Regions from separate parts of the Mus musculus genome. Here region 1 is linked to region 2. Evidence: chromatin loops called from intact Hi-C (ENCODE). Cell type or tissue: heart. All regions are shown on one strand.

Region 1 (5,000 bases), 460 kb after region 2:
TGTTTGTTTGTTTGTAAGGATATTGTCCTCGTTAGGGTTACTACTGCTGTGATGAAACACCATGACCAAAAATTAAGTTGGGGAGGGAAGAATTTATTTGGCTTACACTTCCAGATCTCAGTACATCATTGGAGGAAGTCAGGACAGGCATCCATTCAGGGCAGGAACGTGGAAGCAGGAGCTGACGACCTTTGGATGGTGCTAGACATGTAATTTCTGTTTCTTTGCAAGGTGCATGTCTGGCATACATTTGCCTCACTTAGAATAGTTCCTGGATCAAACATCCTTTGAGCTTCAATGTCTTCTGGGGAGTACACAGGTGCTAGAGCCTATGAACTCTTCAGAGGCCCACACAGGGGTCTGTATGTGGGCATGCACCCCCCCCCAAACACACACACACGCGCACATGCGCACACACACACCCCTATGTAAACCTGTGGGGGGGGGGTCAAATAATATAAGAAAATGAGAAAGTTGAAAAATGAATTCTTCCTTCAGTAACAGACTACAATGTGGAAGTATAAGCCGAATAAACCCTTTCCTCCCCAACTTGCTTCTTAGTCATGGTGTTTTGTTACAGCAATAGAAACCTGAACTAAGACAAAACCCAAGTGTTAACTGAGGGGGGAGGGGACTCGGGGGTCTGAGTTATGAGATGGGTGTGGAGGGGGACCCCTGGGAAGAGTGGGAGCCAGCTGTTGCCATCACAGCTCACTCTCTCTGATTCTCCAGAGGGCTCTGGCTCTCGGCTCAGATCTTAGCTCAAATCTCTATTCACTGAGTGGCCCCAAGGCTTCCTCCCTCACACATCTAACCAAATTTCCAGTATTAATTATTTTGAAACATATAAAAATATCAAGAAGTGCATGCTGTTTATATGCCAAAATAATAATATTGTGTTAAATAAAACCTATCACTAGCATGTGGTATATAGCATTAACATATTAAAATATATTATTAGTGATAATCTATATGAAAAACAAATAAATTTATGTAAGTTTCTATATAAATTAATATACATACATCATAAACAAATAAATTTATGTAAGTTTCTATATAAATTAATATACATACATCATAAACAAATAAATTTATGTAAGTTTCTATATAAATTAATATATCATAAATCGTTGTTATTAATTTTACCTATTTCTCTCTTTTTAAATGACACTCCTGAAAGTTTTGAATTGCACACCTCACACTTCCGTTGGGCAGTGGCGCTCTATTTCAAGTCGGTGTGTGTAATCACATCCATGTTTAGCACAAACTATTTTTTTGTGATGTGTAAAGTATTTGATAACCACTTTTCACTTCTCACCACCTCTAGAACACCTTGCTGCATCGGAAGCTATCTAGCCATGTCCTCATACGTACTGAAAAATGGGAGCCCTTATTTGCTAGACAAACCCGATTCCCTAGCAAATCATATGTTTTGGGTCATTTTCATTAGCTCTTATGCTCAGATCCTGACTTGGGCATGCACGAAGGCTCTCGCGTAGAGACCAGATGAAGAGGCGCCTAGGAGCTCTCTGTTCTGAACGGAATGTGCTCCTTCTAGATGAGGTATTAGTGGATGGTTGAATGTCAATGCTATCTGTGAGTTAGTCTGTTACATGGGCTTAGGGTCAACCAATAAATACTATTTTTTGGAGGTGACTGTATAATTGACAAGTCTTAAACTGGCCATAGATTGCTTCCAAGCAACGGAGGCCAAACACACTGATGGGACTCACTGCACTTAGAGAGCAGGGATTAATAAATTCCCAAAATAGACTTTCTTATAGGAAACTTCCCCATAAATGTTAGCTTTTGAAGTTCAGCTCCAACATAGCAAATCTGGACTCCTCATAGCTCAGGGATAATATTAAATGTGCGCCTGCATGGACTGGCAGGAGGGTTAACTCATTTCACACATTTCCAGAACTGTAGAGTAGAGTCAAGGGCACCAATATGCTTTGCATGGTAAAAGCTGTGTAAAGACAAACATCACCATCAGCGCCACTGCTCAGAGAGGAGGAGGAAAAGAATCAGAAATAAAACAACACTCCGTCATCTGAAGATGTTTCTGGAACATCTGTGTTATCATTTTAAACTTGCCTCGGCAGAGCTGTCTTCAGAGAAGTTGTATGAAGAACTCAGCAATGAGAGCATACCTACTTGGAAAGTCTCACACGCACTCTAGACATAATTCTCAGGACTCAAACTAATTGAATAATTGACATACTGTTTTGTCCTCCATGTAAAAAGAAATCTAATTTGATTCTACTTACTATTTTCATTTCTTAAAGAATTAACTAGCTCTCTCAAATCTCAGAAAATTCTGTAGACCTGGAAAAAAAAATGTAACATCCATGGGTACTGTATCCAGAGATACATCTAACTGTGTGCCACGACCTGGGGTCCAAAGTCACGGTGGTACTGCCACCAGTCAATTATCTTTTATCAACTTGTAGAATTCTTCGGGATAAGTCGTTTTCCTGCTGGGCTCCATTGCTGCCTGTGTATGGAACCATTGCAAAATGGTGAGGCATTGTATCCATTACTGTTTTTAATTAGATATTATTGATGGAGGAAGGTTCATATTCACCAAAATATTTGAACTCTAAACTCTTGGTTGGCTGGAGCCAAAAGGTGATGTAGACACGGAATACAATGGCCAGAAATCTGATTGAACTAAGAAGTGTAACCTTGCTGTCCAAATGAGGCTACCTCCAAGGAGGAAAGAGAAATACCAAATTCTGTACCCCGAAGCCAGGAGGACCCGTGTTCGACAGTGCCACCAAGTGGCAGAAACTGGCATAGCAGCCCTGAAGGACTTTCAGGTTCTTTCCGCTGGCTCTTGGGAAAAAGGGGTTGACCCCCTCTGTAAGGAACAATTTGACCACGTTCTCGAATGATTTGCAGGCGAGGGCAAGGCCACCCAAAGGAGGTGCCGAAATAGCTTAGCATATACAAACTGACTAAAGTAACTAAATCAAGGCAAGTGACCATACTTGAACAGTAAAAACTTGTGATATGGGCCATGCCTAAAATAGATTATTTGCTTCTGCCACAAGAATAAATATTCTTTAAAAATCTATTGCTGAGCCTTCAGTAATAATGGGAATTTCTGCAGCACCTTGAAATCATGAAAAAATGAACACCTTCAGCTGTGTGGACCACAGGCATCCCTGGAAGGGAGACTTCTGCTGTCAGCAACCAGGGTCCTGGGTCGTAGCACTCTTGTGAGCAGAGCATAGGAAATTGTAAGTGTAAGAGGTAAAGTTGAAACTCCGTCCTCCGTACCACGGCCAGTCTTCCCGTAAACCAGGACTCCAACGTTACCACATCTTCATGGAAAGAATGAGCTACAATATCTACTCCACGAGTCCAAGAAGAAAAATTATTTAGTCTGGATGGGGGAGGGGGGCTGTAATCATGGTTCTTCCCACAAAAGCAGTTTGAGGTTTGACATAGTCCTACCTATGTAGTCTGAGAAATACAAGCCGAAGGATTAATATAAAACGATTTTAGGACTTAAAAACTCTATAATCTCCAGGCCACTTGGCTTAAAGCAATGTGGAAAGATTTTTGGAAAAGTGTATTTGCAAGCCAGGCTGCAGAGAATTTCTGTGGACAAGGCCCAAGATACGTTCACAACTTGAGACTACAAAACATTGAAGAAATGGCTTAGCAGTTAAAAGCATTATGCTGTTTATTCCGAGGAACCCAGTGAGATTTTCCCTGTATCCACATGGTGGCGCACAACCATCTGGCCCTCCAGTTCCGTGGATTCCACCGCCCTCTTCTGGGCTCTTTGGGTACTACATGAACATGCATCTAAGCGGGACATTCATACTTGTAAAATAAAAATAATAGATCTTTTCCAAAACACATATTAAGTAATTCTCGATCACACCATCTAAGAAGGACAGACAGCAATACTGTACCTGGCAAGATTAACAAAAGGAAAAACAGGACATCAATTAGAGATGAGAGTAGGTGAGGAATATTGTCAGTCTTCTACAGAAATGCCAAGCAATTTGTTATGGCTCCCCTGAGCGTTCTGTTGGGAGTTTTCTGAAGCATATGGAGACTCAGGGGCTCATAATGGTTCAGTGGTGAAGCTTGCCAAGGCTCTACAGTGTCCCTTTCCTGCTAGAAAAGAATATGCCCATTTGCCTTAAATCTGTCTGACTTCCCCGGCAAATGAAAATTATCCACATAGCCCAAAATAACAACAGGAAGACACAGTATGTATATAACCACAGCAACAACAGCAAGACATGGTGTGTATATTTGTGTCTCTATCTACCCTACTCTGCTGTGAATCTTCCACTGTTCCTGGTCTGAAAGAGGGGTTCAGTGGATTCTTAACAAGCGACTGCTTGGTCATCTTTCCCAAAACAAAAGTTGTTTTGGGATCGTTAGCAGAACGAACAGTTCCAGTTAGGAACGGGAGCTGGAGAGACGCATCAATGACCGCACCCCAGCCTTGCAGGGCCAAGCCAGTAGGACAAGGAGGGCGGCTGATGAGAGAGTTAACAGCCAAGCATCTCAGAAACCGCCTCAAGACCCACTGTTTTTACTCACAGGATATTGTCCCCTCCAGATTCATTGCCTGCCCCACCTTGATATTTCTCACTTCCAACTAAGTTTCAAGCCTCCTTTCTTCCAGTTTCAAACCAAAATAACCCCCTCTCCGCAACCCCCCCACCCAAGAGATATCTTTCCAAACATGGGTTTATGAGGAAGCTTACAGACCTGGGCTGCAGTCTGTCAAGGGCACCTTTGATGGGGACCAGAGATCAAACAGCCCACTATTCTCTTGGGAGTGCTGGCAAAGAGACAACCACTTCAAATAGACGGAACTGGGTCTCCACAGACTTGCCTGCCCTGCTTCAGCATGTCCCACATCTGAATCTTTATCCATCAATCATGGTCCTGTCTGGTCGAACAAGGAAGGAACTTTCGAAAGACTCAGACTATCCCTCGTGAAGGGCAGCATTCCTCTCTGCGGT
Region 2 (5,000 bases):
TGCGCACACGCATGCACACTGGATTAATCTCTTCCAACTTTATAAAGTTAAATCTCAGCCAGAGTTTCAAGGACTCCTGAAAACTCTCCTATCATGTGCAGGTTTTAGTGTTAAGAGGCCATTTGTCATGGGACTTATACATTATTTACAGATTCTCATAATGGAAGCAGCCATTTGTAAGAGCTACTAGAGCAGTGATCGTCAACCTTCCGAACACTGTGACCCTTTAATACAGTTCCTCTTGTTGTGGTGACCCCCCAGCCATAAAATGACTTCACTGCTATTTGATAACTGTAATTTTGCTACTGTTATGAATCATAATGTAAATATCTGATATGCAGGATATCTGATCTGTCACCCCCACACAGGGGTGACACCCGCAGGTTGAGAAGCACTAGGCTAGAGTACCACCAGGATTAGGAGGTATTTTCTGATACTAGAAGATGGGAGTTATTGACATAAATGTTTCAAGAGTGAGCCATGCAGTGAATTAACTGAATTAAGAATTGAAGAAAATTAATAAATAGAATTTAGAACAGTTAACTGTGAAACAGTATTTGACTAAAAAAAAAAAAAATCCATACATAGTTGTTCTAGTGAACTCTCTGCCATTAATGGGTAGTTACAAACCCAGGGTCAAACAGATGGGCCTAGTTACATTCTGTGGGACCAAACAAAAAGGAATGGGTGTGGGAAGATTTGTAAAGAAGTGTGGCTGGCAAGGCAGAGGGAAGGGGAAGGGGAAGAGAGAGCAGCCATAGTCATTACATACAAGTGTGAGATTGCCAAAGAATAACATTTCCAATAAGAAAATTCTGGCATTTAAGTATTCTTTGTTTTTAAGGAGACTCTAAGGTGGCTAAGAACTTTCTGTAAACAAACTAATCATATACATTGGTAACAAAATCTTCTTGTTGTGGGGCTGGAGAGGTTGCTTGCAGAGAGTGGGATTTAGTCCCCAGCATCTACAAGGTGACTTACAAACATCTGTAACTCCAGTTCCAAGGGATGTGACACCCTCATCTGCCCACCCTGGGCACATGGTACACATACATACCTGCATACATACATACATACATACATACATACATATATACACACACACATATAGGCTAAACATTCGTGCACACAAAATAAACAGCAAATAACTAGAAAAAGAAAAAAAATCTTCCCATCAGAATTTGAGTGTAGACATTTCTGCTAAAGCTTGTATAATAATATTAAATGTGCTTTTCTGTGTATGTTTTCTGGAGCTCTCTGGGAAGATACTCGGTAAAAGCTTGAGCCTTTGCTATAAATGTTAGAAGAAGATAACAGAAGCATGTTTTATGTTGAATCATCTGTCTGTCTGTCTAAAAGACCCACATTGTCTCCATGCAGTGCAGTAACTGTTCTTACTTCACACTCACTGTCCCTGTTTGTTAATAAGAATCTCTGTTTAGCTCTGGGCCTGCAAGGTTCTGAGGGGGTTCTTAAGTTGGTTCTGGGAGGAACTGAGGGAGTGAGTCTAGTCAAAATTTATTGTCTGAAATCCTCAAAGGATCAATAAAAATAGTTTTTAAACTATAGGTCATCTTGTTGTTCTGGGGGGAAGTGCGTTCTGGTCTAGTGAAGAGACGTCCATTTTTGCCTCTGAACACATGAGTGCACAAAAGGGAAGCGAGTATTTGGACTTTTCTCTTTGGCATCACAGCAGGCTTTTCTGTAAAAAGGACTCCAGTCCCCAGAAGTGAGCAGATCTGCTGTCACATCTGAAAATAGATGGCTGACATTATTTACCCCCTGGAGTACCCACAGTTCTGGTATTATAATTTTCTCATGTCCAACTGTTGACGCAGTCCAGATACAGGTAGGAGAGAGAGTATTTCTCCTGGGGGAATCTCAGTGAGAAGGGCAGTTCTGGTTTCTATGGTGACTTGCCCTATGGGGTAGAGTGTCTGCTCTTGGCGGTGGGAGTATACTCTTCTCACTTCATACACCAGTCTTAATCAGTGGCCGAGGTGCTTCCTGGAACTCTCTCTCTTGCCTGTGTGTGAATCATCTGCCGGCTCATGCCCTGAGCGTGAACTCTCTTCCCTTTGGTTCCTGTCCTGCCTTGTGATCTGGGAAACTCCCCTGCCTGGATCCAGTCGAAGTGCACAGAAGTGCACAGCCCGCTGGTCCCTTCTCTCCTTTTGTGGCCACCGGGTCCACACTGTTCTTACTACTTCAGATGACAGCAGCCTCCACATTGTCCTCTCTGCCCCCTTTCTTGCCCTCTTATCTTCTCCACAGTGACAACAAGGCAGATTTTTAATGCATGAGCACACGTCACACCCAGATTTCAATTCATCTGTGACTCTCTTGGCCCTTGCAAGGAAGTGTGAGCCTTGTGCTGTTCACACCCGCATCCAACCTGCCTCCCCCACTGCCCACCTCAGGTTCTTCCTGAGGCTTCTTGGGCTGACCCTTTCACACCTCAGGGCCTTGGAACCCGCTTCCCACCTGTGCCTGCAGAAAGGTAACACTGAGTTCTCCGTAAACAGGCTCAGTAGGACTTTCCGAATGGCTCTCCCACTCCTAAGGGGAGAACAATGGTTCATGGGCTGCAAGCAGCCGCATGTGTATTACCCTTTTGTGTATTCAGGTGACCTCAGTACATTTATCTAAGGGATGTCTTACTTGGCTATTCTTTATAATCATTTTCTCATCATCTTGCTTTCATTTTATAATGCCTTTTATCAGAAAAATAAAAATTTAATTACGATTTCCGCCCTGTGTTCCCCCATTAAAATGTTAATCTTTGAGAGAAAGGTTTGAATGCCTCAGTCACCAAAGTATTAAAAAAAAAATTAAGAGCATGAGGTTATAATATGCAAAGGGTATTTTTTATGATTTACCTTTTCTCCTGCACCTGCTAGCTTCATGTATTCCATTAGTGGGTGTTAACATCAATATATTCACCACCCTTTATTCATGAAAATTTTATCTGAAGACTGAATGTTTGTTTATGAGCCGGGGATCTTGGCACCTATCCTGTTTCCAGAATGCATGCTTAGAGATCTACATGGATAAAGTGATGCAGTCCATATGCCAGCATCCCCATGTGAACACAGCAGGCTACATTCAGATAAATAATCACAGTTACTTTTAGCCTTATTTACCATGAACAAAATCTATGCACAGGGATTGGTTGGATCACAGTGTTGCTTCCCTTTTATGAAATTACAGTTTGTGGTTAGTTGGGCAATGGTCCTACATGTATTTGGTTGCTTGAAGCTGACTAGTTTTTGTTTCCTGGAATTATTTTGACAATACATCTCTTTGAGTTCTTTATGAAATCCCTTGCCTGTTTGTTCTGTAGCCATTCCTGAGCAGCACTTTTCATTACAGAGTAACTGCCCTGCATGTGTATACCAGAGTTCCTTTTTTAAAAGTAGTTGATACTTTTAGTTACTTTGGAAGAATTCACATAGGACATGAACTGTGTTCTGCTTTGGTGTGTTTATTGTCTATAGTCTTCCCTCAATATTACTGTTACCAAGATCGGTGAAGAAACCACGGCTGAGGTAGTAATGTGTTTGTGATCAGAGTTGTGACCATTTAACTTCTGCGGGGGAGGGTTGTCTTCATCCCCTTTGAAGTCAAAGAGAACACCCACAGACATCACCGAGGGCTGGCTGGCTGCAGCTGCTTGCAGCCCATGAACCATTGTTCTCCGCTTAGGAGTGAGAGAGCCATTCGGAAAGTCCTGTTTACTGAGAACTCAGTGTTACCTTTCTGCAGGCACAGGTGGGAAGCAGCTCTGCAGGAAACATCCCCGTGATCTTAGTTACATTGTCTTTCTGGAAGGTACCTAAACTCTTTCGGTGTTTGTGATTCCTGCTGTATGGCCTTTGTTGGTCTTGAATTTGTAATCCATCAGCCTCCAGAGTGCTAAGAGCACATGCAATTATAGCACATGCAATTGTGACTGCTGTCTTAATCGAGTATTTTATTTTTTAATTTTTAAAATTTTGTGTGTGCATGATATGTATATGATTGTGTGTGTATGTGTGTGTCTTTATTTATGTATGTATGTACAGTCATATGTCCCATAGCGTAGAAGTCAAAGGACAACAACCTCAGAAACCAGTCCTTGCCACCTTCCAGCTAGTTCACTTAGGACAGTGTTTATGCTGTGTTATGTAGCTGCCCAGTGAACTTGTGTGGAGCCTCCTGTCTCAGCCTCCCACCCTGGCATGGGAGCAACGGGAATATAGATGCATGGATACGGTGCTTGCTGTGCATGCATGTGTTCTAGCGATCTGAATTCAGGGTCTCAAGCCTGTGTGGCAAACATTCTACCCACCGAGCCATCTCCCTAACGTTAACCTAGAAAGTTGTAGCTCTCTCTTTAAAACTGAATATTCTGGTTCTGTAGGAGGACCAGAAGTCTCAATTAATCTGGACCCCCGAGATCTCTCAAACAGTAGACCGCCAAACAGACAGCATACACCAGCTGATATGAGGCCCCCCAACACACATACAGTAGAGAACTGCAGGGTCTGTGTCCATTCAGAGATGATGCACCGAACCCTCAAGAGACTGGAGGCCCCAGGGAGTTTAGAGGTCAGGAGGGATGGGGGTTGGGAGCGTCCACGTGGAGACGGGGTAGGGTTGGGAGGAGGTGTGGGATGTGGAGCAGTCAGTGTGGATGGGGAGGGGCGGGGAATGGAATATGGAGTGTAAAAAATGAATTACACATAAAATTAAATTAAAATAAATAAATATAAAAACAAAAATAAATAAAATTGTATATTCTCTACCTAAAATTAACCATTGTGTATTTTTTAAAATGTTCTTATCAGATTTTGTCATCGAGTCTATCAGATGAAAATTTAGTTTTGGAATGCTTAAGTCACTTGCCCAAGTTTATACAGTTGGGTGAGGTTTGTGTCAGATCTCCGAAGACTCTGATTCATATAATAGTATGCATTTAGATTATGTCATATTGTATGAGAGTGTAACTTGTGTGTCTG

The links. Hi-C counts contacts between places; a loop is a spot of excess contacts. Peaks named below come from ENCODE experiments on the same cell type or tissue, not always from the same donor. Only the 100,000 strongest peaks of a DNase experiment are listed, where the experiment ranks them.
Region 1: it touches region 2 in a loop (2.8-fold over the local background); 5 of 42 quality-filtered maps call a loop at or near these places.

What each region holds. Positions count from the first base shown.
Region 1 is chr10:24,618,989-24,623,988 of GRCm38, forward strand. No RefSeq gene overlaps it. Among named protein-coding and RNA genes, the nearest start is that of Gm15270, 26 kb to the left of the region's middle. In heart, CTCF peaks have their summits at 2,793 (motif pointing left) and 3,750 (motif pointing left); DNase peaks (open chromatin) are centred at 2,813 and 3,793.
Region 2 is chr10:24,162,663-24,167,662 of GRCm38, forward strand. The region is part of intron 2 of Stx7 (syntaxin 7); the gene reads left to right. Among named protein-coding and RNA genes, the nearest start is that of Stx7, 16 kb to the left of the region's middle. In heart, no CTCF peak of the experiment used is centred here; a DNase peak (open chromatin) is centred at 2,069; H3K4me3 peaks cover 467 bases; H3K27ac peaks cover 1,074 bases.